Linked DNA regions of Homo sapiens: region 1 is linked to region 2. The links are chromatin loops, found by intact Hi-C in ENCODE. Cell type or tissue: HCT116. All regions are shown on one strand. Each heading gives the region's core, and the rest is flanking DNA. Links, peaks and the distances in the headings are about the cores only. Region 1 has its middle 81 kb from the start of VWC2L-IT1. Region 2 overlaps SPAG16 (sperm associated antigen 16).

Region 1 (16,732 bases), core at 3,647-11,646, 520 kb after region 2:
TTTTTTTTTTTTTTTTTTTTTGGTTGCATTCCCTTTTTAATTAATCACAACATTGGGTCAGCCAGACCCATTAACTGCATTTCTCATTTAGACCTTCCAGAGATGCAGTTGCAGATGCAATTTAATTTGTTGACCCATGATCGATAGCAATTAATAGCATCTCTTTAATCTTGTTGAAAGGTCTGTCTCTGGCTTCCAGTAGCCACCATCTCAAGGGAAAGGTATCCACACAGGCAGGTTATTTAGCTTCCAGTTCCCCTCAACCGCATACTTCTCTGGTGACTTGGTGTTTGTTTCAGAAGTCACCATATTCAGTATTTTCGATTATTGCACAAAAGTTCATCCAGGTTCTGTTATGAGATAGATCTGCTGCAAGCTCATCATGCATATGTTATAAACCAGGAACTCTGAGAAAAATACTATAAAGCACTTAACTCAGAAAAAAATAGATTCAAGGTTTTAAAGTATGTTACTAGACACTTAAGTTTCTGAGACTTCTCCATGTTGTGTTGTAGCTAACCCAATTCCTACAATCAAATATTTTTTTCTTATCTGTCATATTAATAAAAAGATTTATTCAATAAACAACTTTCTACCTAGGAAATTAGACTGTGGTTGAACTGAATAATGCATTTTTTCCCCTGTGCTCAAGAAGCTTACAGTCTGATGGGGCACACAACAAGGCAAGTCCACAATAACAGAGAGGGAGGCAAATGCTGTGTGTTAGATATGAACAGGCACACTGGGAGCCTGTGAGGCAGCTTTCTGGGAAATGGGATTTTTTATCTGAGTTTTAAAAGAGAAATAGATCAGGGTAAGAATAAAGAAAGTGGTCAATGCCCTTTGGCAGTTTATAAGATGGAGTTTCTGCTGATACAGCTCAGATCATGTAACTGCTCTATTTTGCTAATGATAAAATCCATTCAAATCAGTAAACATATGCCTCATAAAAGCGGGGACTTTGAGAAAATTCCAAAAAAAGCAAAGATGGGTCACCTCTATGTCGTGAAGAAATCATGTATCTTGATGACAACCCTTCTTTTCTGTAGTCAGTTTACTGATTAGTGGAACCCCCTCCCCTCTACCCACTTCAGGTTCTCACTACACTGCATTTTGTCAGGAATTGTCCTTGTATCTCTGCAGAAATTTGAGTAATGCCATCCGTCAATAGTAGTTGCTCTGTTGGCCTAATCTATTGAAAGCTTACTTGGTACCAGGCTCAACTGCAGAACTGAAGGCTGGGCCCCTGGTAGAGCATCAGTAAGCAATCAAGAGATGTGTATTTGAGCAAGAATCCCTTTCCAAATTTATGGAAATAACAATATGAGGATGACCATGTGCTCTGGAAACTCACACAACCAGTCTTGAAACCAGCTGTCAAGAAGTTTTCTGTGTTACAATTTTACAGATAAAAGGATACTACAAAATATCTTGTGGATAAATTGAGATTATGGGCTATAAAAATATAAGACATAATTTGTAAATTGCAAGTATCAAAATGTCTAAGGTGTGTGTGTACATTTGTATCTATGTGTAAATAGTATAGGTCTATGTATCTATAGAAATGTAAAAAGTTATGAACATTATGGTGAACTGATGGCTGTGTCATTAAGATCAAATATTCACTATGTTTCCATCTGTCTAGTAAACTCTTCTCTTTTGTACCTAAAAATTGCAGGCTTGTTTAGCCTACAGTAATTTTACCCCATCTTTGCCTTGCTTGAGGCACTTTATTAGTTATGCTTGTTCGTACATTTAATTTCCCATCCCTAATCATTTGTGGCTCATGTGGTTCATTGATTTCAGAGGGAGGCTGAACATGAGCGAAGGAAAGCTGCAGAGGGGAATGAAAATCAAACTGCCATGAAACCTAAAATCATTGCAGTGGCAATGAAATAGATGTATAAAAAGAAAATATTTCTTATCAAATGTGCAAATATTAACATAAGCATATAGTTGGGATTTTTGCTTTTGTTTGGGATTTTTTGCAATTAGACAGTTATTTCTGCATAAGAGGGCTTAGGTTCCACTTGCTTGCTATGTTTACTATCTGATGTGGCCTTGTAGGGTACTACTTCTATAAGATAAAGGGAACAACTTCCTTGGGTATCCAGATCTGCACACTTAACATGCACTTGGAGGATAATATTATCCAAGCCACTTTATTGTTTATGTAAGGCACACTTGTATCCTGTTGGCTGGGCTGCTTTCAGTTTCCCCAGAAAACCTAGCAAAGTTCCAGGAGGTTCTCAACCATCAGTTGCCTGTTTCTCAGCCTGAAAAGTATCCTCCTCTCAGGAATGTTAACTTTAATTGCCTGAGTTTGCCTTAGATATCCACCTGCACCTTCTGGCTCATGAGTTACTGAGCACTGTGCAAGGCACACTTTGGATATACATAGTATAAAAGGCACCACCCATAAGTAAGAGCAGAGTCAGTGTCCTATTTCTCACTCCTGTTCCTCCAGTACAGTGACTTATAGCAGCAGCCAGGCCACTGGCTACCAAGACTCCAGAGTCAGCAGCCTGTAATAGCTTCGGTAGACCGTTACAACTGGGTCTTTATTTTTTAAAAAACCTCCTTGGCATCAACTGTCCTCCAATGAGCAGGGAGGTCAGGCTCACAGCAGCAAAGCTATGAAATGAAGCATCTGAAAAAGCATAAAGTAACTTAAAAAAATGGGGGAGGTGCACAGAATTGTGATATTTCACACCACCAATGTAGCATGCAATGATACATTTCCTTTCTTTGCACTTGCAGAAGTAAAACCAGAACATATATCTGTAATCACATATTCCATCCCATTGATTTTCACTTGCAGAAAATGGAAGGCTAGTCATCAAACTCATATGCCTATTGAAATGATGTCAACTCAGAAAAATACTCTTTGTTTACCGTATAATCTATATTTCAGTACATAAAAATCCACAGCATGTAGGCTGGTTATACAGCACTATACTATTTTCTTTAGTTATCTTCTGGAGAAATAAAAGAGTATATTGGAAATGTATTATGTTTACATTGAAATACAACTAGAAATATTTTTTCTAACCCTCTTAGGTTCACAATGAAATAGATTTTTAAAATTGGTTAATTTGAACAATTGCATACTTAGCATCACCAGAACTGAGGTTGAACTGAATAATCTGGCCCAAAGTAATTTAAGACCTGATTTATGTGTAAACTGGATCATCGTAAAGGTCCACTTCTTCATGGCTCTGTAGATATCATCAGAATCATGTGTGCAAGGCCAAATGCTTTCCTTCTTTATATAAAGGATTTATTCTAAGTGAACATCTTTTCATTTTATTGTGGCAAGAACACTTCATATGAGTTCTACCCTCTTAAACAATTATGTGTATAATACACTATTGTTGATTATAGGTACAATGATGTACAACAAATCCAAGAACTTATTCATCTTGCTTAACTGAAACTTTATGTCTGTTAATTAGCAACTCCTCATTTCTCCCTCTCCACACCACCCAACCCTGGAAACCATTCTGCTCTTTGACTATGAATTTGACTATTTTAGACACCTTACAGTATTTGAATATTACAGTATTTGTCTTTGTGTGACTGGCTAATTTCACATAGCATAATGTCCTCAACTTTCATTCATGTTCTCTCATGTTGTAGAATTTCCTTCTTTCTTAATGGCCAAATAATATTTGGTCAATGGACATTTAGGTTGCTTCTTTTAGATATTCTGAATGGGGTTGTAATGAACATGGGAATACATGAACATCTTTAACTTTTTACTTAGACTATACAGAAAAGTGTACACACTCTAAGTATACCTATAACACAGGGTATATAGGGTATAACACTGGCACCTCAGAAGTTCCCACATACTGTTTCCCAGGCAGTATCCTCACTGCCACCAAGGATAACCCCAACAAGAATGGCTGAGCTTCCAGTAGCAAAACTCACTTATGCCTGCTATAAAACTATGTAAATAGAATCATGCAGTGTGTATCTTTTGAACTTAGCACCTTCCATGCAAAATTTCGCTTGTGAGATTTGCCCATATTTTTCTTTACAAAAAAAATTTTGATGTCATTGACAGAGCTACAACCCTTTATTTCCTAGGTGAGGTATAATTAGTATTTAAAAACTAAAATCTCACCCAAAGATCAGAGAATATGAAGAAACAGGGAGAAATCTCTAAACTTACACTTTCTTCTTCTAGAAATTTAGTAACACATTAATTTAGGAGTTTCCTAGACTCCTCCATTGGAAGCTGCTTCTAGGCAGGAGGTAAAGTTAAGCAGATGTGGGGCCAGGTTTCTATTTTTGAAGAGGGCTTGCCCTTCTTTGTATTATTTCATCACTTCTAGCTGAATTCATCAATTATCATTTTCTCCTTTCACTCTTCAGTAAAGCCTTTCAGTGGCCTAGAAAAAAAGCAAGACTCCCTGACAGGCAAGCTCAGAAAAATCAGACCTGAAATAGAGAGGGGAAAAAGCATCATGGCATCCAGGGTGGGGTCATTGGAGACTGGAGAGAGTGCCAAAGCATTTCCTGAGAACAGCTCCTCCTAGCGGGAATTGTGTGCCCTGATCTCGTCCTGGATCACCTTGACCTTCCCACCACCCACTCCTCCTAGCCATCTCTTTTCTCAGCTCCCATTTTAGGGAGCAGCAGACTTACACCTGGACCCTTTACGCTAAATTGAAGCAATGAAATTATGAGAACTTGGAAACTGAATAAAGGAATTAAAGGGAAGAAGCAGTATAACTTGAGTGAGCTTTGAAATACAAGGGAAGAATAGTTTTGGTTGTGTGTGAATATGATGAGCTGAGCTTTAGACATTGAGTGACAGCAAGATAGCTAAGTATCTCTCCCAAATAGTCCATTGGATATTTGAGTTTGAAGTTCAAGGCCAAGATCAAGACAGGAATGCAAGTGAAGGAGTTTTAAGAACATAGATGACAGAAACATAAGCAGGTAAGACTGCGTAAGAATAGACTATAGACCTGGGAGAATACCGATAACACATAGAAACAATCCAAATGAAGACATGCTGTGACTCTGATCAGATTATAGATACTGTATAGCCATACGTTCTTCTACATTCTCTTCATGCTAAGAATCTTACTCAGTATTTCCAATGGTCAAAATACAGTGTTCATTAAATCTTGTCCACCTATATTTAGAGAAGAAAAGTCAAAGGCTAATTACAGATTAATGATGAGCAACATTTAAGTAAAGTGAGTGAAAATTGATTCTGTTATCTCTGAAAGATTCAACAGAATGCTTTAGCATTACATATCAATGTAGATAAATACATATATTGCTGGATAAAGGGTATGACAGCAATATATTCTCACACAAATAAGTCTTACCTATACATGCTGAAATGTTCATTTTTCAGTCCATTACGTTCAATTTAATGCATATAGAACACATCTAGAATCAATAGGACTTTGAATGTTTCATTTTTAATTTCACTCACATGAAAAATTCTGTATGCTGCTTGGTAGTTCCAGCACTTAAGCAGTGTCAGCAACAGGCCCCTCGGGAAGCATGAGGCCAAGGTTAAATCTCTTCTAAGCCAAGATGCTCAGATACCCAAAGAACCAATTTTCGTTGTATTGCATGTCTCCTGGTATTTTATCGGCATGCCCGGAATCAGAGTGAAAGGGGTGCACTGGGACTAATTTCAGTTGCAGATATATAACTCCTGGCATTACGTTTTCCGTAACTTTCACAAAATTCAAGGTTACTGCTTTGGCTTATTAGTCTTTAGCTAATTTTGTATCACCCACAGGAAACAAAAGTAGAAATGTTGTCTCTCCCAAAATATAGACAACAGTGTAATGGGAGATGTGGGTTCCAGTTTCTGCTGAATTTACAAGTACTTTCTAAAGAAGAAACAGCTTAAATAACTTTTATTCATGACTAAAATAGTCATTATGTATAAAGGTAATGCCCCTGATCCTCCTGGCCAAGTGGCATTCCCTTAGATTGCTTCTTTATCATAAAAATAGATTTGCATATCTCCACCAGTGGCCATATCCCCTTTCATAGCTCTATCTGCAAAATGGCAGATTTGGAGTAGAATCAGAGTCGGGATGACCATGAATGTAGTATGTGAGAGCTCATCCTGGCAGCAGATCAAAAGCAATCCAGAAAATGTACTCAGGGAAAAAATTCTCCTATACTGTTTTACTAGCCCACATGCCTCACACCTGTCCTTCACGGACACATCACCTCCGGTGATCCCTGCATTGATCAGACTCAATAGCTTGCTGAACAACATTCATACTTAATCATATACTTGTACAGTATTTTGCAATTTCAACAAATTTTCACATATGCTATTTAATTTTATATTCTATGAACTCACTATAGTAACAAAGCGGCTGTTATTGCATATCTTACTGGGGGAACTGAAGCTCCAAAAAGTTACAAAGCTAGCACACAATAACATAATACATGGCGAAACTTGTCTAGAAGCTAAGTACCTCCCAGTTTCTAGAGTAGTATTATCTTTACTCTACCCCAGGCATCCTATAAAAAACAAAAACATTACTGAGGTCTCACTCAGGGTAGAAATAGGGCCTAGTGTCATGTTAAAAATCTTTTTTCTGGGTTGAGATTTTTTTTTATGATACTTTAAGTTTTGGGGTACATGTGCACAATGTGCAGGTTTGTAACATATGTATACATGTGTCATGTTGGTGTGCTGCACCCATTAACTCGTCATTTAACATTAGGTATATCTCCTAATGCTATCCCTCCCCGCTCCCCCCACCCCACAACAGGCTCAGGTGTGTGATGTTCCCCTTCCTGTGTCCATGTGTTATCGTTCAATTCCCACGTATGAGTGAGAACATGCAGTGTTTGGTTTTTTGTCCTTGTGATAGTTTGCTGAGAATGATGGTTTCCAGCTTCATCCATGTCCCTACAAAGGACAGGAACTCATCCTTTTTTATGGCTGCATAGTATTCCATGGTGTATATGTGCCACATTTTCTTAATCCAGTCTATCATTGCTGGACATTTGGCTTGGTTCCAAGTCTTTGCTATTGTGAATAGTGCTGCAATAAACATACGTGTGCATGTGTCTTTATAGTGGCATGATTTATAATCCTTTGGGTATATACCCAGTAATGGGATGGCTGGGTCAAATGGTGTTTCTAGTTCTAGATCCCTGAGGAATTGCCACACCGACTTCCACAATGGTTGAACTTAGTTTACAGTCCCACCAACAGTGTAAAAGTGTTCCTATTTCTCCACATCCTCTCCAGCACCTGTTGTTTCCTGACTTTTTAATGATTGCCATTCTAACTGGTGTGAGATGGTATCTCATTGTGGTTTTGATTTGCATTTCTCTGATGGCCAGTGATGATGAGCATTTTTTCATGTGTCTTTTGGCTGCACAAATGTCTTATTTTGAGAAATGTCTGTTCATATCCTTCGCCCACTTGTTGATGGGGTTGTTTGTAAAAAAAGTTTTCTTATAAGACAGACTTTGTCTTTGACATCCCAACCTTTTTCCCAGAGCCCTATTTCTCTCCCCATCTTTCTACCTTCCAGACCTGGATTTAGCATCCTCAGAAATCCTCAGCATGCTGAGAAGAGTCATTCCCATCTCTTCCTACTAAGCAGATTCCTACTGGTACTTCGCAGACTCAAATATGATCTCCTCTCTGAATATTTTCCTTTTTCTCCTGGAATCACTTACTGTGTCCTCCTATAAGCTATCAGAGGAGAGCTTTTTTCATACATTTTAACAGTACTTATTACATTATATTTTAATATTTCAACCTATCCGTTTTTCCCCAGGACTTTGAGCTCCTGCAAGACAGCCAATTTTCATCCTTGTATTGACCATAGTACCTAGAAGAGTCTCTGGCACATAAGAGATGTTCAATAAATGTGGAGTGAGTGGACCTGAAAACCTTTAGCCAAAAGTGTTGATGACAATGGGCCCACTCCCTTCACAATAACAGATGCTTATAAATGTGAAGATATGTCATCAGGAAAAGGGAAATACTTGGCACAAAGTAATGAATCTCTCAAGATGAAATATCACAATGAATATAATTTGGGAATGTAGGGACAGCACAATCTTATTGTTTCTCGAATTGTATCACATAGGCAAATTCCAAAATGAATTCAAATTACTTCAAGTCAAATATTTATAGTGGACATTTGGCATTCATCAGCAATACTTCCAGAGTCCTCTACATATCCTTAAATTTGATATTCCAGAACTTTTTGCATGGATCTTGATTTTCTCCAAAATCACATTCTATTGAAAATAACCTGTTTCCTTTTCCTTCTCAACTCCTAAGTTTACTACTAAATTTTTATAAAACCATGTCTCTTATTTTATACACATACAAAAATTGTAGTTATAAGCACTTAGTGATGCACAATAAAGACTGCTTGATGAAGAAGAACCACAGTCATATTGAGATGCACATGCTGGGAGCAGTAAAATTTCAGAGCCCTCTGGAGGTCACTTGGGAAAATTCAAAACCACAAGTGTCAAATCTGTGAATGCAAAGAATCTAATGGATACTAAGTGCTTATTATATGCAAGACATTGTGGCGAGTGCTGCAGAGAATTCAATATGCATAATTGTCTCTGTTCTAAATATTTTACTAATTAGTCCAGTGCCTCTATCTCTGTTGTATCACCATTTTTGTTGACATTTTTATTTAATAGAACTTACTATAGAAATAGCCTAAAGGCTTCCAGTCAAGATGGTGCCTTGAATTAATGCTGCAACCTTCTCTCTCTCTCTCTCTCTCTCTCACACACACACACACACACACAAATACTAATAGATTAGATACTTTAAAAAATTTTAACATTAATATTTTTCAGTATATTAACATGCACAAGAGCTAGTAATACGATAGAACAGACAGAGGTGAGGAAAGGCTATTGCCACTAGATCAACCAGATTCCAGAATTGTTCATAGTATATATATAACATACACACACATATACATATATATATACATATATACACACACGCATATATTTTAATGGAGAGCCTGTGCCAATCCCCAAGACACTGGCTTATATGAAACTATACTTGGCAGCAGGAGGGGAACTATAGAGAGCATAAACAGCCATGCCAGTAGGACCCGAGCCAAGCTTGAAGGCTTATGATTAGGTCGGTATTGTTTTCATTATCACCATGGGACACAAATGCAGAGGCATCAGTATGAAGCCTGGCTCTAGATAGGAGATACTGAGTCTGCAGACTATAGACAGGAAAGAATAACTATAGAGAATGTGAAAAGGAATTGTCCAACTAAAATTTTAAGCATTTGAAACACAGAAATGCTAACGAAAGTAAATTCAATCAAGAAATGTTAAAATGACTTTAAAGAAGAAATGTTTTATATCCTCAAAGAAGTTAATAACATCTGTAAAAAAACCAAAAACTAAAATTATAAAACCGAAGATGTCAGATATGAATCAAGAATAGGCTAAGAAAACAGAGCCAATTAGAATTCTTGGAAATCAAAAATTAGCTATTAAAATAAAAAGTTCAGTATGTTTTAAGTTATTTCCTAGATATAGCCAAAGTAATAATTTGAATGTAGATATGAAAATATTCACCTGGAATAAAACAGGGAGAAATAAGTATAAAAGTAAAAAGGTATAGTAATGACGATGACATTAAACTGCTTTAGAAAATATATAAAATGAAAATTAGAATCAAATATCAAACTTCTAAACCAGGAGGAAAAAAATTGAGAAAAAAGATCAATCCAAGTTATAACAGGGGAGTAGGGGAGAGTAAGAGAAAATAACATGGTAATAGAAAGTAAAATGTTTTAATTAACCAGTAGTAACAACAAATATAAAGGTTTAAAATTACCTAATAAAAGATTAAATAAGATGTTTTTCAATTCAGCATATTATAAGAAAAACACCTAAAATAAAACACTGAAAATTCAAATAAAGGGATTAGAAAAGATATACAAAGTCAATTTTTTTTTTTTTGAGATGGAGTCCTGCTCTGTTGCCCAGGCTGGAGTGCAGTGGCATGATCTCAGCTCGCGGCAACCTCCACCTCCTGGGTTCAAGCGATTCTCCTGCCTCAGCCTCCTGAGTAGCTGGAATTACAGGTGTGTGCCACCACACCCAGTTAATTTTTATATTTTTAGTAGAGATGGGGTTTCATCATGTTGGCCAGGGTGGACTCGAACTCCTGACCTCAGGTGATCTGCCCACCTTGGCCTCCCAAAGTGCTGGGATTACAGGTGTGAGCTACCACTCCTGGCCCTAAAAATTATTTTTATAATACTTTTATAATATTTTATAATATTTTATAATATAATTATAATATTTTAAAAATATTTTTATAATATAATATTTTTATAATTTTATAAGTTATTTTGTTTTCATTGTATTGACATTTGCACTGATATTACAAAAGCAACAGTGGGTAAAACTGCTCAAACCAAGGCAGTAGCACTAAATTATACTAGTGGTCTTTTTCACTGCTATGTGTCAGAGATAGACACAATTGGACATTAATTAAAACAGTGAAAACAAATTTTATTCAATGACTACTCACAGTAGGGGAAACAGTCAAGCTCTATTTCAATTTGGGCAGAGGTGGTTTGGGTGTTTTAAAAGGAGAATGAGGAAGGGGTCAGTGTAGGGACTCAACAGAATCAGAGAAGTGAACAAGTACAAAGGGTTAGTCAGTGTGAAGGTAAGTAGGCCAGCTGTGTCTGCTAGCAGGTAGTTATCTAAGTTAAGGTTCTATCCTCCCACAGAGACTGGGAGAGAGAGGCCTTATCCTTTTTGATGACTGCATTTCAAAGGAATGGCCTCCCAGTGAGCAGCAAGAGCTATGTATTTACAATCCTGAGCCCATTTTAGTTAGTGAACTAAGAAAGGGAGGTCAGAGGCCTATCATTCTGTGTGTGTTGGCTAGAACAAATAGTAAGCTTTTCTGGCAGCATGAACTTTCTCAGGCAGGCATTTTAACGGGGACTGGAGTCATCCTAGGGACATGGTGTTATGCTACTGGAAGCCATGCCAGAGTTTTGTCAGGTCTCAAAGTGCAAGAGTTTGAATGAAGTTTCATGTGCCATGAGTTCTGCATTTTTCACATGCACTTGCAGAAAACACATGCCACCCCCTCACTCAGCTCCCAAAAGCCAGTTTTGCATAAGAATGACCTTCATGAAACGATATTAATTATATTAAAACTCAATCCTCGAGTACATGTCTTTTTAGTATGCAGTGTGACAAAATGGGAATTATAAATAAAGTACTTTCTGCTGCATACTAAAGTACTCAAGTTACCTTAAGGAAAAGCTATGTTCAATTGTTTGAATTGTAAAATGAACTACCACTTTTTTTCATGGAACATGATTTTTACTTGTAAGAATGACTGATGGACAAACTATAGCTATCAAAGTTTGTTTTTCTGCATACATTTTTCTCAAGAATATATGTAGCAAGTCTTATCACTTCAAGGAAAACAAGTGACAGCTAGCAGTATCTCTTGCCAATGATAAAACTCAACTTTTCAAGTGAAAATTGGAAAATTCGAATTTTGCAAAACTTGTATTCACCACCCTGAGCTTGATAGCTTTACAGTACTTCAAGACTGTTCTAACAAGATCAGTGTTTATCTTAATGAATGTAATTTTTTCCACACTATAGTATTACAAAATCAGGCAGAGGAAGAAGATCTATTCAAAGTGGTACAAGATACACCAATGGATATCATGTGTAACAGAATAACTTATTGATATGATTTCAGATTTCTTCTTGCCATGAACTGTTAGTTTTGGTGTACTACCAAAAGAAATATCCGCAATTACCTTCTACCACTCCTATAGTTCAACATTTTCTTGGAGTTCCTAGTCAACAAAAAAATGATAAAAGAAATAACACATGAGTTGTACAAAAAAAGAGACACAATTGTCATTATTTGCAGATGTTACTATCTACATAGAAAAATCAAGAAAATATCAAATAATAAAAACTTATGCAGTTCAGCAGCTGAATGAACATGTAAAAATTAATAGCATTTCTCCCCAAGTCATAAATAGAAAATGTAATGGCAATAAAAATCTCATTTATAATGACAACAGAAAATATAAGGTACTTAAGCATAACACTCATGTCTTGCATGATGGTCATCAAGAACTTTAAAAATTCTAAATAAAAATTAACATGTTCATAAAGGGAATATGAGAAAAGTATCCCCAAAATTAGTTTACAAATTCAATAAAGTTTTTATCAAAATTCCCTCCAAATTCTTTGAAATTTAAACTGACCCTAAAACTCATATAGAAGAGAACGTCTAAAACTCATATAGAAGAGAACGTCTAAAACTGATATAGAAGAGAACGTCTAAAACTCATATAGAAGAGAATGTCTAAAACTCATATAGAAGAGAATGTCTAAAACTCATATAGAAGAGAATGTCTAAAACTCATATAGAAGAGAATGTCTGAAACTCATATAGAAGAGAATGTCTGAAGCTCATATAGAAGAGAATGTCTGAAACTCATATAGAAGAGAATGTCTGAAACTCATATAGAAGAGAATGTCTGAAACTCATATAGAAGAGAATGTCTGAAACTCATATAGAAGAGAATGTCTGAAACTCATATAGAAGAGAATGTCTGAAACTCATATAGAAGAGAATGTCTGAATTTTAAGGCACAACAATGATGAAGAACAAAAGATACCTTGCATGAGATATAACAAAAGATCTACATAAATTTTTGAAGAAAATTTTAAAGCCTTACTAAAAAAAAAAAAGTAAAGAGGACTTAAATACATGTAGAAATATACTATTTGTGTGCAAGGGAAAACCCACTATTATTAAGATGGTGATTGTCCCCCAAGCTAATGTATAAAATTTCAATGAAAATCCTAGTATTTGGGGGGAGGGGGGAGGGATAGCATTAGGAGATATACCTAATGCTAAATGACGAGTTAATGGGTACAGCACACCAGCATGGCACATGTATACATATGTAACTAACCTGCACATTGTGCACATGTACCCTAAAACTTAAAGTATAATAATAATAATAAGAAGAAGAAGAAGAAGAAATTGTGGCATACATATATGATGGAATACTACTCAGCCATAAAAAGGAATGAATCAATGGCATTTGCAATGACCTGGATGAAATTGGAGACTTATTCTAAGTGAGGTAACTCAGGAATGGAAAACCAAACATTGTATATTCTCATTCATAATTGGGAGCTAAGCTATGAGGATGCAAAGGCATAAAAATGACACAATGGACTTTGGAGACTCAGGGGAAAGGGTGGGAAGGGCGTGAGGGATAAAAGACTACAAATAGGATGCAGTGCACACTGCTCAGGTGATGAGCGCACCAAAATCTCACAAATCACCACTAAAGAACTTACTCATATACAAACACCACCTGTTCTCCAATAACCTATGGAAATAAAAAAATTTTGAAAAAAGAAAAAAAAAAGAAAATCCTAGTATTATGTTTTAGGAAACCTGATGGGTTGATTCTAAAGGTATTTATGGAATAATAGCAAATACTTAATAGTTTTTCTGTTGATCAGGCACCATTCTAAGAACTTTAAAAATAACAACTCTTTTATGTCCACAATAACCTTAACTATAAGATAGGTTCCACTATCATTTCCATTTTATACCTGAGAAAACAGAGGCACAGAGAGAGTAAAAACTTACACAGGGTCAAACAAATAGTAATAAAAAATGAAGATTCTTCCCCCATTTGCCTCCAGTGTCCCTGCCCTTGACACCACTATGCCATTCTGTCAGGAATACCAAATGATTCTGATGAAGAACAAGAAAGGAAAAGGCGAATGGGGAGATATTTTTATCACTGTAACTTGAAATAGTGTGAAATTGATGAATAAATAAGTAAATATGCCAGTGAAACAGATTGAAACACCTGTAAACCACTTACACATTTAATTTACGGGAGTGGAAACATTTTAGATCAATGAATAATGAATTTCATAGAATAAGAAATATAAATAGTGGAAAATATATGGAAAGACATTCAATGTAATCAGGGAAATGTAAATTTAATTAAATTTAAATTTAAGCATAAATTTGGCATCCCAAAGTAGGCAAGGTTGAACCATCATCGGAAAGTTGATCGTTCCCATCTCTTCCCAAGTCAGCATTGCCACATTAGTGCTGTCGTGTTGGTAACCTGAAACTGGCCATGTGGGAAGTTTTACACAATGGAAATGGACAAATGCTACAAGTCAGGGCTGCTTTGCCTATTTACCAGTTTGGCAGCATATACTGACTTTAACTCAGAATGAGATATTGCTTCAACCTATGAGATACACACGAGCTGAAAACATTAACAACAGCCAATGTTGACAAGAGTATAAAATAAGGAGAAATTTCTTCATCTGCTGGTAGGATTATAAGATAATAGAACTACTCAAAACAATGTGGCATTATCTGTACAACTGAAGGCATATTCATCCTATGACAGCGATTTCCCTGCTGGGCATATGAAGAACCTTCACGTGTAGGTAAAAGGAGACATACATAAGCATGTTCACAGCAATATTGACTGATGTCCTAGAAAATCAGAAACATCCTAAATATCCATCAAGAGGAGAATGAATAAATTGAGATATGTTTATACAGTAGATTATTATACAGTGGTGAAAGTGAACGAACTAGAACAATACATCTTAATTTAAATAAATCTCATGAATACTTTGAGTGAAAAAAGCAAGTTATAGTATAATATGTAATGTATACACCTTTAGTATATAATTTTAAAACCTGGAGGCAGTATTATGTGCTTTATGGCTATATATTTATGTGTACACATGTATATATGTGTCTGTGTGTGTTGTGTTTAAGTAGATAAATATACAAAACACTTTAAAATTACATCAGATAATCAAAAGCTTAAAGTGTGCAATACCAAAAATGTGGGAAAACATTAATTCTCATACACTAAGTGAAACTGTGATTTGGCATTACTTACTTCAGGATCAATTTGGCAATATTTACTGAAAATGGAGAAATACCTACTCATGACCCATCAATTTGGTTTCTACATATAGTAACCTAAGGAAAACACACACACACACACACACGCAAAGAACAAACTCAATAATTTCCGCTGCAGCATTACTTTGTGCAGGTTATTTTTACTAGAGAGTAAATGTCACAGGATATGACAGGGCAGTTAAAGTAGGCCAGCTAGATCTATGTCCACATGGATAAGGCTCAAAACCATACTAGGTGAAAAGTTATAGAATTACATGTATTGTATGATACCATTTATTTTGTTTTATAAGAATACATGGAATACCACATTATTTATGGATAAATGTATCATGAAAATATTAAAATAGGAACTGAATATAAATCAAATTAGTGGCTGTGTTTGCCTTTATGGAGGAGAAAACGGAATGATCTACAGACAGAAGCCTAAGAGAAGTATCTGTAATCGTTTATTTATTTAAGAAGATGTAAGGGAAATATATGTTAACATTTATTAAATTTAGGTGGCGGGTACATGGGTGTTTATAACATTATTTTTTGTGTATAACACTCAAAATGTTCATATTTTTCCTTTTTAAGGAAAGTAGTGCATTTCCCTTAGCTTCCTGGATTTGTTTTTGGAAAAGTGAAAACCACTCAACTTGGAGTCAAACACAGGTTAAGTCCAATCTCTTGCAGCAGGCAGCTGTGAGTCCATAGGCAAGCCTCCTGAGTTTTAGATGAGAAGGTAATAACTACCTTGCAGAGAAAGGGTGAATGAGATATCCTGAGGCACAAGGCCTAAGACACTGGCTTTCTGTATTAGTTTGCTAGGACTGCCATAACAACGCACCACACACTGTGGCTTAAACAACAGAAATGTATTACCTCACAGTTCTGGAGGCTAGATCCAAAATTGAGGTTCCTGAAGAGTTGGTTCCTTCTGGGGGCCATGAGGGAGAAGTTTGGTCCAGACCTCTCCCCTTGGCTTGCGGCTGGCTGTCTTCTGTCTCTTCACGTCATCTTTCCACTGTGAGTAGCTGTGTGCAAATTTCTAAGTACAGTAGTCATGTCGGATTAGGGCCTACTTGAATTACCTTAACTATAAAGGCCCAATCTCAAAATGTGGTCCCATTTTGAGGTGCTAGGGGTTGGAATTCCTACATAGAATTTTGGGGAAACACAATTCAATCTACAACACCTGAAGTATTATAGTCGATACCTAAAATACATAAAAAGAAAAAAATATTGCCTTTAAAGGTTAAGCTCATCCTCAATTAAAAGTGACTTTAACTTACTGGCATTATCTAACTGGTCAAAAGTTAGTGGGCAGGTCTGATAAATGGCAGAATGAGGTTACTGACTTCAACTCCTTCCTTTTCAGATATAATATGACACCTGTGTTGGTGAAGCCTGTGGCCAAAATAAAGGCTGGACCTGCCAACTTCTCATTTGTCGCTCTACTTCCAGTTTGCTCAGGTGGATAGAGGATAATGCTAATAAGGCCAAGATCCTACATTTGATTCCCATCAGAGCTAATTAGCCTCACTCATTCCCACACACAGACTGCTCTTAGCTGATACCCGCTGACCCAGGGAACAACTGAAGCCAATAAAAAACAGGGTACTGGCTATTCAAAAGACATGACTTCTATTTTGAGTCCCAGAAATGGTCATCTAAGAGCAGGAAAGAGGCAATGGAAGGCTACCTTTATCCCAGTTCAAACAGCCCTTCTCATGTTATTCCAGA
Region 2 (16,732 bases), core at 5,201-13,200:
TCCAAAGAGAGTTGGGAGGAAGAAGGAGCCAGGGATGAAAACCTTAGTTCCCAAACATTCCTTATTTTGAAAAGGAGACAAAAATATTGTTTATTTTGAATAATGTGACTATATATCTCTAAAACCTAAAGGATAAAATGAAATGCTTTTTAAACATAAGATAATTCAGTAAGATTATGGGTTACTATAATGAATGTCCAAAAATAAAACAGAAAACATAGCAAAATAAAAATCGAAAGAAAAAGGATAATGTATAATAACAATACAACCATAAATCTCTTGGAATGGAATTAATAAGCAATGTGTAATACTTATAATGATAAAACTATAACACTCTCTTAGAAAACAAAATGACATGTAAAGAGAGAGGTTTTCTTTGTTCTTGATTGGAATATTTAGCACTGTAAAGAGGGTAGATATCTTAAAAATGTCTTCATGAAATCAGAACAAATATTCAGAATTCCAATAGGATTGCTTTTCTCGGGCATGGGAGTGGGACAGAGAGTTGGAATGCTACAACACAAATAAATCTCAAGTACCTGATACATTACATATGAGAGGATTCAGAAAATTCCTTCCCAAAATAAAATATATTATAAAACTAGAATTAAAATATGATGTAAATGAAGAAATACATTACAGAAGCAATGATTTTCAAGACATCAGACATCAGGCTATGAAGAACTATGCTACTTGAGTGATGGGAACAATTTAGGGAAGTCCCATAAGGAGTCTTCAGCTAAAACCTTGAGATAGCTTTTGGGAAATGGCATATGGCAGACTCTCTAAGAGGAGAAGTTGAAAAGTGACTCAAGTTTGTGAGACAGAGTACTAAGAGAGGTAAGTCCTTCATAGAGAAACTCGAATATCTTCAAACGGATCTCCTGAAGCATTTAGCAGAGTACTAATCAACACATATTTATGAGGAAAGTACATAAAGCTTGGAAAGAACATGTGAAAGGATTAGAGGAAGGGAAGCAGTGCCAAAAGCTGAGATATGGTGCTGGGAATTATGCGTGTTATAACCAGACAGATTGGAAAAACTCATAATCCACAGGGCACTAGGTTAGTACTCAGGAAAGTCTCATAATTTCATTTGGTGTATTAGTATGAGTTTTCCAGAGATATAGAACCAATGGAATGTATGCATGCGTGTGTATACATATACTTTAAGAATTGATTGTGGAGGCTGGCTAGTCCAAAATCTCCAGGGCAGACCAGTAGGCTGGAGACTCACAGAAGGGTTGATATTGCAGTTCAAGTCTGAAGGCAGTCTTGATGCAGAATTTTCTCTTACATGGGGGTCCTCAGTTTTTTTCTCTTAATGCTTTCAACTAATTGGATGTGACCCACCTGCATTATGGAAGGTAATCTGCTTTACTTACAGCTACTGATTGCATCTAAAATATACCTTCATAGAAACATCTAGGCCTATGTTTGACCAAAAACTGGATACTATAGTTTAACAAAGTTGACACATAAAATTAATCACCATACTCAGTATTTTACAGTACTCAGAAGTTGCTTCAGTAGTGAGGAGTAAGCAGCCCTAGGTTGAGCACTGCTCTGGACCCATTTAACAAGTTAGAAGGCAAGACTCAAAAGGATGGAGCTATAGGAGGAATTTTAAAAATAATTTAACACCCAACAAGATAAAGTTCCCAGTGTTTGTTATCCAATAAAAAAGCAGGAAAATAGCATACATAATGAATAAAAGCATGCACACACACACACACACACACACACACACACACACACACGCAGTGTGTAGTATTCAGAAGAAAGACTGCTACAGTGATATGTTAAAATGTATTATCAGCATTTCTATTGTGATCTTTAATAGACATCTTAAAGTTACATCAAAAACCAACCTCCTGGGCCAGGCAGAGTGGCTCATGCCTGTAATCCCAGCACTTTGGGAGGCCGAAGTGGGCAGATCCCTTGAGGTCAGGAGTTCGAGACCAGCCTGGACAACATGATGAAACCACATCTCTATTAAAAATACAAAAATTAGTTAGGTGTGGTGGCACATGCCTTAATCCCAGCTACTCAGGAGGCTGAGGCAGGAGAATCTCTTGAACCCAGTAGGCAGAGGTTGCAGTGAGCTGAGATCGTGCCACTGCACTCCAGCCTGGGCGGCAGAGCACGACTCTGACTCAAAAAAAAAAAAAAAAAAAAAAAAAAGAAACCAAAACCAACCGCCTGACCTCACTACAACATTACCACATCCCCAAACATGCATTTCCCACTACACAACCCATTTCAATTGATGGCAACACAATCTTTTCAGATGGTGAGAACAAAAACCTTGAAGTTATTATTTTACTCCTCTCTTTCTCTCCAGTTCCACATCTAATTCATCACAATATCTTGTTGGCACCACCGCACCTGTTGTAATAGCCTCCTCTTTTTTTTTTTTTTTTTTTTAGTCTCTGCTCTCTTATAGTTTAATCTCGACATGGTAAAACAGAGTGATTCTTGCAACATGTGACTCTGATCAGTCACTCCTATGGCCAGTCTCAAGAAAGGATTTTCATTTTATTCAAATAGAAGCTAATGTCCTTCCAGTGACCTACATGATCTGCTCCTCCGCTTTTCTTCTGACAACATCTCCTATGATTCTCCTAGCTCAGCACTGTCTAATGATGAAATGTAATGTGAGTCACATATGCAATTTTAAAGTTTTTAGTAGCACATTAAAATGTTGAAAATAAGTGAAATTAATTTAATAACATTATATTTAACCCAACATTTCAAAAACATCATTTCAACAACATGAAACCAGTATAAAAATTCAACAAGTAATCAATATAAAAATGATTTTTGGTATTTTTTTCATGCACAGCCTTAAAAATCAGAAATGTATGTTATACTAATAGCACATCTTAAATTGGTTTAGCTCAATAGCCATGTGTGATAAATGGGTACTATATCAAACAGCACAGTGCCAGCTCTTGCCTCTCCAGGCACATTGGTTTCCTTTATATTCCTGGAACATGCCACCCATACTTTTGCTTCACAACCTCTCTTATCTAATGTGCTGAAATGCCATAATACCACATACTGGGTAATTTATAAACAATGAAAATTTATTTTTCATGGTTCTGGAGGCTGGAAAGTCCAAGATCAAGGTGCTGGTGAAGGCTTCCCTGTCTGCTTCCAAGATGGCGCCCTTTTGGTGCATCCTATGGAGAGGAGGAGCACTGTGTCTTCACATGGCAGGAGAAACAGGTCAACAATGGGGCAATTACTAGTTCCCTCCAGCTTTTTTATCAGGTCACTAATTCCATTCATGAAGGCTCCACCCTTATGACTTAATCACTTCCTAAAGCCCCACCTCTAATACTATCACATGAGCAATTAGGTTTCAACATATGAATTTTGGGGACATTCAGACAGTAACACAGCCTTTGCATCAGTTGTTTCCTCTTCCAGGAACTGCTTCCTCCATATATAAACATGGATTGTTTTCTTACCTCCTTCCAGTCTTTTTCAAATGTCACCATTTCCATGAGGCCATGCCAGATTACTTTATTTAATGTATCATTTATTATGTTTTAATAATACATAAATTACTTATTTATAATGTTTATTATCTATCTCTCCTCTCACTGTAAACTCTCCTATGAGGGCAGGAATTTTCGACTGTTTTGTTAATTTATATACTCCCAACTTCTCATAATCTCTATTCCATAGAAGTTCAATAAATACCTGCTGAATGAATGAGAAGAATTAATGCAGTCGGATATTATGCTCTCATTCCAACAACCTAGAGTCATGTACTGATTTTGAGAGATATTCAGGATATTTTGGCAAAGAACAAAATAGACATATTGAATAATTGTGGAAACATATATCCTTTTATTATTTCAAAACGTGTCTTTGGATATGAGTATAGCTGTGATTGAGATGACATATCATGTTTATAAAGAAAGCATAATATCTAGTTGCTATAATTAATTGCGTCTGTCTAGAGAGTAGAAATCTGTGGAGAGAGGACACTTTCATAGTTTTTAATTATACTTATATATATTTAGCTTTTTAAATAATAAGTATGCTCCTTGTGATAATTTAAAAATACTTATAGGTTTAAAAACTGGTAATGTCATAAAATATTGGGAGCAATTATTCTCTTGTTCTAAAAATTAACTCATTTAGGGTGCTAAAATCTATTTCTTGGAGGTCCCCTTTGTAAAACCCTGTAGGTATTTTTCCAGAAATATTCGGAGACCTCTACATTGTATGTGTATTATTCTGACCTCCTTTTGTATAGGGCTATCTGCGTTTCATCATTTTAATTCCAAGGAGTGATTTTATAAACTGTTCCTCAGTTCATAGTCTTTGCAATTAAATTGTAAGTTGACCCACTAACTGAATTACAGAAATCAGATATAAACAAATGAACAGATTTCAGCTGTTCATTTGATATATTGGTTTGAATTAGTTTTAATGGGCCACATGGCAGTTTTCTAGCCTGTAATTGCTATTAAACAGAATTCTGTAAATTCACTGAAGATGTTTAAATACTCTGTGTGGTAATACAACTGATTTGTGTTTTGTACAAGTTAATAACTATAGATTGAATTAAAAAGAAAATATGACCAAAAAAGAGGGTCTATTTAATGCAGTTTTTGTTTTATTACTTTGGAAGATTCATATGTCTTAATTTCAATTTTTCTTTTATTTCATTTTTTCAAAATAAAATTATAAGAATATAAGAATAAATAATAATAACAGTAACTTGTATTTCTACTGTGCTAAGAGCTTTAAATATTTTTTCTCATGTGATTCTTACAATAAACCTATAAAGTTGATATAAATATTATCTCAGTTTTTACAGATGAGAAAGTTGAGGTTTAAGAAGGCAGAATAACTTATCTATGTCCACAGAGCTAACAAGGTTAGAATCAACACTTATATATTATTGTTAGTTTCATTCTAAAACTGTGTTTTTAAGCATTATGTCACTAATATATTTATCCTAGTGAAAATAATTCTTCTGATCATCTTTAAAAATAAATAGGCCTAAAATTGCAAAGGGATTTTGACCTCAAATCGATTATAAATCCATTATATGAAACTGTTATATATGGTATCGCATCACAATACTTAGAACACCGACTGGAACATAGTAGGTATACAATAAATAATTTTGAATTAATGAAATTATGAAAGTTCTCATCTAATATTCTAAATCTTTACAGTGAAGGGAAAAATACCTTTTAAAGTGGGAAGAACAAAAGCAAATGGCACAGGGTGTTAGTATTTGAGAATGGAATAGTCAAATAAAAGGGATTCAAATTCACTTGACTGGATCATTTAGAAAAACTACAAATAAAGCTGGAAAGTGTCAGGCTATTCCATAGTATGCCTACTTTACAGATTACCAAATACATATAGTTTATGTGAGTTTGTATACTTAACAGGGGAATATTTATTTCCTCTGTTAATTTTATGCATGTTGAAATATGTGAGGGCCTGGTTAAAATAAGAAGCCCTCTCTGTAGCCCAGATAAAATGAGCCTCTCATTCTTCTCCATTAAATTAGGAGACATTGGTTGGCCTTTAAATATCATTCTGGACTAGTTAAGCAAACTCATAATGTTTGACTTCTGTTTGACCAGCTCCTCTCTCCAAACTTTGTCAACCACAAAATATCGTATGACACATTATATATACCTGATGATACTCAAATACTCTTCATCTTTTTATTCTCTACCACTTTACTAGTGCAGATTATCATCTGTTCTAGAACTAATGATGAAATCACCTTCAAATTATTCCCCTTGTGTTAGAAGTCCAGCTTGTTGACCACTTCTTCCCACTATCACCATATTTATCTTCCTAGAACATGTGTCTGTTCTTAAATCTTGCTAATTCCCTGTCACCTTTTGCTAATTCCAGGAGGAAGTGTAAAGCTTCCTCATGAAATTAAAGAAGTCTGCCACAGCCACCTTTCCTGGCTCACCTTCCCACAATCCTCCAGCAAACCTGAATTGCAATCATAAAGACCAACTCTGGCTGCCCCAGATAACCAAGCACCATCTGAGGCTGAATCTTGTTTCTAAAATGCTGTAGCTCTTCCTTTGTTATCAGTCAAAACCCTTCTCAAACATCAAGGCTCAGAAAAAATGCCATCTGTTTCATGATGTTTTTCCTAGTCTCCCCTATTTTACTCCTACCTTAAAATTAAGCATTTCCATAAAACTTTACTTATACCTACATTTATTGCATATCTCCTTCCCATATTTATTATAGTTGTCATTATTCTTTCCTTATTGGTTTCAAACTCTTTATGGACAGGTAAAGTGGCTCATGTAAGTGTTTCTCTTCCAGTGCCTAGAACAGGACAATATTTGCAGCAACAAAATATTCAATATAATAAAAATATGTTGTTTACTGAAAAAACACTCAATAAACTCAAAAACTACAATAAAATATTTTGTACAGAATAAAGATAGCAAAGAAAAAAACATAATTCTCCATATAATGGAAAAGGAACATGTTAAAACTTGTATTGATAACTAGATGAATATAGATGGATGTTTTACTGGAAAAGGGAAATAGAAGAGCAGAAAGGAAAACACATCAAAATTATTCTTTGATTTCAACTTTCCAAGGAAAAATTATTTTCAGGTACTAAGTTTGTCTGCATTGCAAAGGAGTGATTTTGTAATTTCCAGAACTGTCATCCTTTGTTCCACTGTTGTCCTTCACCCAGTATGCTCTCTGGGGGGTTTTAGGAGATTGCACACCAGGAGCGCTGGGCACAATGGCACTGAAGTCTTGCAGTGCAGGAAGCCTCAGCAATCAATTCCCACGCTTTCCAGGTGGTGCTGTTTGGTTCCATTCACATTAACTTTTCAGCTTTCTATGTGAAGAAAGCCTCCAGATAGTGAAGAGGGAGGGAGAGCAATAAGACCAGTGATTACAAATCCATCACTTTCATTGTTCCAGAGCCAGTAGCAGAACACAGCTGATAGACAAAGCACTGGTTTTGTTCAATAATTAGGTTGTTTCTTAGAGGAGAATATGAAGCCTTTTCAATATTTTACTCTTTTTAGAAAATATGTATATTGTATCAAACATTGTGTAGCACACAATAGAAATGGAGGTTTTAATAGTAGTCCTTATTGTGAACATCAAATATTAAAGGCAGTTTTGATTAGATTTGGGGAAGAATCAGCTCTACTGCATGCATAAAGCCAAAATATGTGGGACACTGGTCCACCTGAGAAGCAAGGTAGATATTTCCCAAATTAAGGGTAATTCAGGAGAGGTATTACTATTGCGTACACTTATAAAATATACTCAAAATTTGGGCAAAGATAAGAAAAGGATTTTTAGGCATATGGGTATGTGTATGTCTTTCTGAAAAAAAAAAAACTAAAATTTTAAGAATGCTATCATAATGATATACAAGTAAAATAGTCTGGATGTGAATACATCCGGGTCTTTTCAAGATGGTCCTTGCCAGGATTTTGTTGAAATATTATTTTCATGCTATCAAACGTCCTAAGTAAATGTCATTGTGGTTTCTTTATTTACTTTTTGGGCCCCTACTTTCTCACCGTATTTCCACCAAGTCTGACACCATGTTAGCTGTAAGTGGGGCAAAGAGATATTATAAAACATTCTTCAGTGATTAGAGACATAAAAACTATAAAAAATAATGTGTTACTTTGTAAATAGAATTCAAATTAGAATTTAACCTTCAAAATATTTTTTTTTGGAAAGTGATGAGAAAACACTGCATCTATATGGAAGCCGTGCAGTATAACAGAAAATGTCCTGTTGTATAAGGATGGAACACAGAATTTATTTCCACAACTATCACTGGCTCCTAAGACATTAAAGCTAGTCACTTAATTTCTGGTGTCTATCAATCAGTTCTTAAAAATGGAAACAATGATGCAAATTCATAACAAGAGATCATACAAATATTGGGATGATAAATAATATGTGACTGTATTTTAGTTGCCCAGTATGCCATTTTGTGATTATTTTTCAGAAAGGATTCATTCCTGAAAGGGAATTACAGAAAATAAGCACTATTGGTGTGTACTGTATTATTAGATATTTTTACACAAACCATTATGTTGAACTCAGAATAAAAGGCATATTTTAACTGGACATAGAGCCTTGATTTGTTCTAATAAAACCCTAATTTGCCCAAGTTTTATCAGTAACCATGGTTCCCACATAGTACTCATGGAGGTGGCCATGGTTTTTATTTTCTAATAAGACTCACTGTGGTACAAGGTCTGACTCAGAGCTTTTCCTAGGAATATAAAAAGGATAAATAAAAATGTAAAAGAAAAATTATCAAACTGTCCCTTGATAACTAAATGGTTGATCATAAATTGGAGTGTCTATGCAAATGAAGTAAATAATTAAAATCTCCAAGAACAGCATTGACTAGGTGGTTGATGACTGGCAATTATAAAAGCTGAATTTTTAATATGCATACATCCAAGGAGCCAGTAAAAATTAGCTCCCAGACTAATGGACTTGCCTTTCTTCCGAAGCAGAATTTTAATGAGAGCATTATTTATAACGGAGAGCCCAAGAACCAGGGTATTCTTGCTTAGTCTCATTTTTTTTTCCCTGACACCTTATCCATTAAACTATGAACTTCTTTACAGAAGAATAATACTTTATTCCCTAAGAAGTAAAGGTCAAAATGACCTCAGAAATTCGTTGCATTATATATACTCTAAAGACATGCCACTTAGGACAAAAGAAATCATAAAGCCTGTGTTTCTAAATACCCAAGTTGTATATGCTTTTAAAATATATTTCATAAGATCAAATTACATTCCATATAGTTTTGCCCTTCCACAAATTTTCTGTGTGATTATTTCCTACATAAGATAAAATGCAAAATCTTTGAAGGACACTTAAATCTTTTTGCATATATTTTTATAAGGCTTGAGAATGGTTTTAATCATTCCGATACGTGTATATTGTTAAGCTGCTAATTTCTTTGAGGCCATTGAAAGGGTTTAATTTTTCCCTAGAAACACCATTTTGTTATTGGCAGTCTGTGTTATAAACATCACAGAGTTTAGGTTGCCACTTTCCTTTTTGATATTTCAACCGGAGCGATGTCTGGTTTTGCTTTCATGACTCTTTCCCCCACAGTTGTAACTAAGCAAGGACTGTTTGGCAGATAGCATCTAAGGAGATTTTATTGTCTGGGTGACAGCTCCCTTAAACTATGAGTCAGGCAAAAGCCTGGTCCAAGGATGAGTCAGAGAGTGGTTTACTCAGAGCTGCCTTAAACAGAAAGTCACTAGTTCCCATCCAATTCTATCCCTTCACCCTCATTCCAGTGCCAACCTAAAATCATATGACCAAGGGAGATGGGTGGTAAAAGCATTATCAGGAGGAACATGATAAATGAGGTCTCATTAGTCTAAGCTTGTTCCCTTCTGTCACCTTTTTTTTTGTTGTTTTTAAGCCCTCAGTATTTTAGAAACTTCTATATCTACTCATATATACTGAAGAACCTAAATTTTCTAAAAAAAATCATAGATTTTATTAAAAATCTCAGAATGTAGGTACCTTTCTAATGTCCAATATCAGATAGACAACAGACAAATGCTTAGGATAATTAGGTTCTTTATATCAACCAAGGCAAGGCCAGGAGCTTCTCACTGAGACTCTTTGTTCAATAAACTGGAGATTGTAACTTTGGTTAATAACATTGAATTGTGAGTATAGTTAAGTTTATTTTTATATGTGTTTTGGCAATTTTGTGTTTCTTCTCTTTTTTAATTGCCTATTTTTATCCTTTGCACATTTTCCTCTTGGGGAATTTTTTTTTTTTTCTGATTGGTTTGAAATACCTCTTTGTGCATTAAGACCATGAGTTTTTTCCTTGCAACAAGTATTTTTCAAGTTTGTTATTTGCCTTTTAATTTTTATACTTGTAATGCATAAGTATGTTTATGCTTCTGTGTGATCAAATATACCTATACTTTCCCTAATGTTTTATTTCTTATTTTTATATTTAGAAAAGATGCCCCTACTCTGATACCAGATGAATATTTACTTATCTTTTTCTGTAATTCTTGTTTGTTTACAACAAATGTAATTCATTTTGGCATATGGTATGGAGTAGATCTTTATTGTTTTCCAAATACTAAGCCAGTTGTCCAAAGGCTACTTATCAAATGTCATTCTTTCTCCACTGCTTTGAATTATGTGATTTATAACATAGATCTTCGTAGCTTTAATATATACAAAAGCAATTTTTTTTCTAGTCGGTTCCAGCCATTTATTTGTTTTACTCCAGTATTAGGAATATTTTACTATTTCTAGAAAACTGGAATATTTCCTCACCTAGTAAGTATTGTTTTTTGTCTTTTTAGCATCAAATGAGCTGATCATATAGATTCCCTCTTTTGATATATCAATATACTGATGTAATTAAGTCTATATTATATCAGTAGAGTTTCTAACATATAACCACCCTTGCTTTCTTAGAATAAATCCTACTTGGTTATGGTTTTATTATATTAACACATTACTAATATTTTTCAGATTTCTGCATATATATAGTATAACTGAGAATGTTATGCAGTTTTCTTTTTGATCTGTCATTGCCCAGGGCTTTATAATTTTTTCTTCTTAATTCATAATATAAATTGGAAAATATAGTAGAGAAAGTTATAAAAATATGGCTGAGTCAACTAAGAAATTCAATGATTCACCTTCATCTGCCCTACCCGGAAACTGTACAAATAACCAAAGCATTATAAAAATCGAGAAAATCTAAAGGTCTGCACCAGTACTGGAAACTAGGAAAGGAGTCTATCCACACAAAGAATATTGAGTAGTTTCTGCTGTATGTGGTGCATATAACAAATGAAGACTTTTGTGATAGATAACTCACAATTCCACATCCCAAGAAAATAGTGGAGTATCTCAGGAATATAGTTATACAGCTAGGAAGATCTTCAATAGCATCTCCTGATTTGAATAGGCAAGGGCTCAAAGCAAGGGCAGGTCTGTAGATAGATAAGATGCAAAACTTCTGCCCAAATAGTCTATGCTCAGCACATTAAATACAAGTATAGTCATATTAGCTCAAAAGCCTTCAGGCAGTCGGACTTCTCCCTGGTATGGCATTAAAAGCTATAAATAATAAAGTAATTCAGTAAACAGTATAAGGCATGTAGAGGATAAGCTTGAGATGATCATACAGAATATAGGAGAAAAAGAAAAAATAATGAAAACAACCAAAGGAAAACCATTTGCATAGATGACCGACCTTGAAAAACTAAGGTACTGATTTTTCTATATTAACCCAACATGAACTCCAACATAAAATTGGGAGTTACTGGTGGATGTCTCCATGTTTACTGCACCAATTATACAGAAGAGGCAGCTGTCAGTCAGCCTTTCCTATCCTCCTTCAATTTGGTGTTGTAGATTGCTGAAATACACTACAATGTTTTTGTGAGTATCATCTTTCCTTCATCATCAGTTCCCATTTGTTATATATATTTCTTTGGTCATTGTAATCAGGATCTAGGATGAAGAACACAATTTTTGCCTTATTCTTTTATGTCTTTATTTACTTAAGGCAATAACACTGTAATTTAGTTAGAAACTTAGTTCATTAACTCAAAAGAGAAATTATAACTAATTTTAAACTCTCTGAGTTTAGGTTTTAAAAATTAGTGAAATTTCTCATTGGTTTCAAAATAAATTAATCATAAATATGTACAAGCTATTTTTTAAGAAACAATATCTTAATCATAAAAGTCACAAATTGAACTTTTTTAAAAGCATTATTTACAGGAAGGTGCTTTTTTTCTTGCTGCACTTTTCTAAAGATAAATACATGACCCTTAACATTTCCAGTTTCCAGTTGTCACACATCTTTACAAAGGCAAGCACAAAATTTGCACCTGTTATATGAGAGAAGTAAATGTCCTTTGAGATACTTTGACAGATACATTATAACAAAGTAAAGCAAAATTTTTAGTCTTTATATAAAAATAAAGTAGAAATATCTAATTAAGGATATGAAGAAAGCTGGTACTATTTCTGATCTTTCTAATGCCCAAATGAATGTTGTATTGTTTCAAAGTTTCAAATTCTATTAAAAAATTGCTGGCAGATATGTTCTTATTAAACATATAACATCATACCACTCCTACACCCCGAACAATCCCACCCACCTTGAGTACAAATCATTTTCAAAATATTGTTTGTCAGGAATTTTTCTTCAGCTATATACCATTTAAGAATGACACTAAAGGGAAATACTAGACTAGGGAATCTGTTTAGGGAAATCTGCTATTGAATAAAATTGGCATAGATTTAATAATATGAGTTTGAAGATAGAAATGTAGGTGTTTGATAAAAATTTAGGTAACAGAAATGAAAGCATTTGAAAATAGACATTTAAGATATTTAAAAATAGAATCCAAGATGATGTCATTAAAAACTGTATTATCAGAAAAAGTAGAAGACAATATATTTTAATTAGGAGGGGTAGGACTTTTTAAAAAATGTTTAAAAATAAAAATGTAATGTATTTTAACAATAGGACAGGACAAACATCAGTTTTTTAATTAAAACCCAACTTGGATTTAGTTTCTATAGTACTTTAGATACTTGTATTTCCAAAATAATATACAGACAGCTACTCAGCATATGTGTGAATATGAACACATACAAATATATTAGGCCATTTCAATTTTTCATCACAAAGTTAAAATTTCTAGTGACAATTAGTGGTTCATTATTCCTTTTAGAAAAGTGGCTGAATATAAGATCAACATGAAAAGATACCTTGCAGTCCTATATACTTGTAACAAACAACTAGAAAATTAAATATAAAGTAAGATAACACTTAAAGTAGCAATAAAAAATCAACTACCTACCAAAATTGGTCAACAATATGGAATTTCTCTATGCTAAAAACTAAAAAATATTATTGGTGGAAATTTTTTCTTTTTTTTTTTTTCTTTTTTTTTGAGACAGAGTCTTGCTCTATCACCAGGCTGGAGTGCAGTGGCGCAATCTTGGCTCACTGCAACCTCCAACTCCCCTGGTTCAAGCGACTCTCCTGCCTCAGCCTCCTGAGTAGCTGGGATTACAGGCGCCCACCACCATGCCAGCTAATTTTTGTATTTTTAGTAGAGACGGGGTTTCACCATGTTGGCCAGGATGGTCTCGATCTCCTGAGCTCATGATTCACCTGCCCCGGCCTTCCAAAGTGCTGGGATTACAGGCATGAGCCACCACGCCCGGCCGGATATTTTAAAAGACCTAAATATATGCAGGAATATTTCATGTCTGTGCATTGGAAGAACTCAATAGCATAAAGATGTCAATTCTTCTCAAATTGATCTATAAATTTAGTGAAATACCAAATAAAACATTCCAGCAGTTTCTTTTATAGAAAGACAAGTGATTCTAAAATTCTTATGGCAATACAAAGGGTCAGGGATAGTACAGACAAGCTTTAAAAAGAACAGAGTTGGAAAACTTACACTACCAGATATCAAGACCTACTATAAGTCTTACTTTAATAATGACATGGTGATATTGGCTCAAAAATAGACAAGTAGAGTAATGGAACAAAATAGAAGGCCTAAAACTGAGACCCATATAAATGTTGCCACCACTTCAACAGAAGTTACACTGTAATTGCAATGGATTGAATGTTTGTGTCCCTTCTAAAATTGATATGTTGAAATCCTAATGCCCAATGTGACATTATTAGGAGTGAGGCTATTGGGAGGTAATTAGGTCATCAGGGTGCACCTACATCCACGCAAATCATATTAGTGCCCTTAAAATGGAACACAAGGGAGTTCTCTCACTCTCTGCTATGTGAGAATAAAATGAGAAAACAGCTATGTGTGATCCAGAAGAGGGCCCTCACCAGAACCCAACCATGCTAGCACTCTGATCTTAGACTGCCAGCCTCCAGAACTGTGAGAAATAAATTTCTATGTTCATGAACCACTAAGTCTATGGTATTCTGTCACGGAAATCTCAACTAAGACATAAATACAATGGAAGAGAGGTTGTTTTTATGAATGATATAGGATCAATTTCATATTCATATGACAAGTAATAAACTATTGCTCCAAACTTATACAATACACAGGAATTAATCCTAGATAAACTATATACCTTAAAGTGAAGTGCAAAGCAATAATTTTTAAAGAAGATAATGGAAGGGAATAGTCTAATCATCTTTGACTTTTGGGTATGTGAGGATTTATTAAATGGGCCACAACATGTATTATTACTGAAAGAGAAGATAGAAACACTTTCAATTATCAAAATCAAGAAATTCCATTCATTAACGCCATTATGAACTGAAAAGACAACCAGAGTGGGAGAAAATACCTGAAAAAAAGCTAGGGTACAGAAATATGAAGCACTCCTGTAAGTCATAATAAAAAGACAGTTTTCAATTAAAAAACAGGCAAGAGATTTGAACAGTACATATACAAAAAATATTCAAAGGACTAATAAATATATTAAAAGGCATTAAACATCATTAGTCATCAAGGAAATGTCCTTTGAAAACACAATGAGATACCACTATAAACGCAATAAAATGCCCCAAAGTAAAACAGCAGATAACGCAAACTGTTAGCAAGGATGCAGAGTGGGAAAAGAATATTAATAATAGCATTATTTTCAATAGTCAAAACCTACAACAACTTTAAATTTCCATCAACAGTAGAGTCAGTAAATAAATGGCATAGCTTCATACGTTGAAATACCATATACAATGAAAAATAATGAAATACTGCCACACAAAACAATTGAATTTTATAATCTTTTAAACATTATAATCTTTTAAACATAGGAGTGCTTCATATTTCTGTACCCTAGCTTTTTTTTTTCAGGTATTTTCTCCCACTCTGGTTGTCTTTCCAGTTCATAATGGCGTTAGTGAATGGAATTTCTTGATTTTGATAATTGAAAGTGTTTCTATCTTCTCTTTCAGTAATAATACATTTTGTGGCCCATTTAATAAATCCTCACATACCCAAAAGTCAAAGATGATTAGACTATTCCCTTCCATTATTGTACATTAATTATGTACAATAGTACATAATTAATACCATTTATGTAAAATTAAAAACTTTATTGATAAAAATCAAAATAGTGTTTACTTTATGGGGAGATAGTTATTGAGAAAGGGCATGAAGGAGGCTTCTGGACGCCGTAATGATCTACAAGTCAACTTAGGTATTTTCACTTGACATAAACTCACCAACTTAAACGCTTGTGATTTCAGCACTTTGCTGTAAGTATGTTATATACTCCAACAAAAATGTTTTCTTACAAAATAAAACAGAAATATGCAGAAGAAAAACTTCATATCCTCAGGGGAATAATGAACCATACGTCCTTAACACAGAGGCGAAATTCCACAGCAGCCCCACTCCTGAAGTCCAAGGCAGGGAAATACACACATGATGATAATTAAGTGAAACTGATTTATTTTTATCTCAGTATACATTTTTGTAGCGCTATATGACTTCATGTGTTGTGCTTAAGGAAATGCATTCTTATATCTAAAGTAAGGATGAACAGATTGTAAATTCAAGAACTGTGCTGGAGTTTAAGACTTTTTTATAGTAATTGTTAATTTTCTTAAGTAAAGATTTCTGCCTTGATTACAACTAATTAGCAAATAAATTTTCTTTCTGTCATATCCCCTTATATGGAATCAAAAACTTATTAAGCATATGTCTATATTTGAATGCATTTTTACATGTGAACATCTCTTTTATATATTTAAATGTATATTTGACATAGTAGAGTATATATTTAAATGCAGACACACACAAATACATATGCATTTAAGTTTTAAATGAATAGTAAACAGTGATATGGATAACCCAAAAATCGTTTCTATTTGAATTTGGAATGTCTTGCATGATTTTTGAGGTATATTTATCTTCTTGATTACAGCTTGTTTAGACTGATATTAAAATTAGTCTGCACTACTTGAAGACACAACACCTGATCTTGAAGAATTATATCTAAAACATATTAGTTAACAGAAAGAAGGTATCTAGGGATTAAGTGTTTTACACTAATATTCATCCAGAAAGATCAGCAACATACTGATAAATGGAAATTAACTGTAAATTAAATTCAATCATTAAAATAAGGACATGCCTGAAACAAAATTAAGAAATTGGCCTAAAGTGAAAATTAGGGTATCTCAATTTATTTTAATTCTTCTTATTTTATTCTGTGTGTGTGTGTGTGTGTGTGTGTGTGTCTGTGTGTGTGTGTGTGTGTGTGTTTGTGTTGAGAGAGTGTATGCTACAATAAAAAGAGCACAGCCCTTAGATTCTGGCAAACAGATGTTTGACTACTGAGTCTATTAGTTTTAAAATATGGTAGCAAGTTACTTGACCTCTTGTAGTTCTTATTATAGAATGTGCCTTGGGCTGTGATCGTGAGAATTTAACCACAATGGCATATGAGTTCATAGTTTGCTTTTGGTTGGGCAAAGTTAATAAGTAAGCAAGGGACAGATCATGAGGTAGAGAGATCTAGGCTGAAAGATGATAAATTCACTTTGGGATATATTCAGTGGAAACCATCAACTTGTACCCTGATCAATAGCAAGTTGGATTTAGTGATATGAGCTGGAGACATAGTTCAGAGTCATCTTATATATGATGGACTTTGGAAATGGAAGCTTTGGAAATGAACCCAGGCCGCC

Evidence for each region. Peaks named below come from ENCODE experiments on the same cell type or tissue, not always from the same donor. Only the 100,000 strongest peaks of a DNase experiment are listed, where the experiment ranks them.
Region 1: a loop joins it to region 2, with 2.1 times the contacts of the local background. A loop is called at or near these places in 2 of 110 quality-filtered maps.

What each region holds. Positions count from the first base shown.
Region 1 is chr2:214,583,093-214,599,824 of GRCh38, forward strand. No RefSeq gene overlaps it. Among named protein-coding and RNA genes, the nearest start is that of VWC2L-IT1, 81 kb to the left of the region's middle. RefSeq lists an enhancer at 10,509-11,149. In HCT116, for the core only: CTCF peaks have their summits at 4,561 and 8,477 (motif pointing left); DNase peaks (open chromatin) are centred at 4,499, 8,446 and 10,799.
Region 2 is chr2:214,060,261-214,076,992 of GRCh38, forward strand. All of the region lies in intron 13 of SPAG16 (sperm associated antigen 16), which reads left to right. Among named protein-coding and RNA genes, the nearest start is that of MIR4438, 310 kb to the left of the region's middle. In HCT116, for the core only: no CTCF peak of the experiment used is centred there; a DNase peak (open chromatin) is centred at 9,221; H3K4me3 peaks cover 376 bases.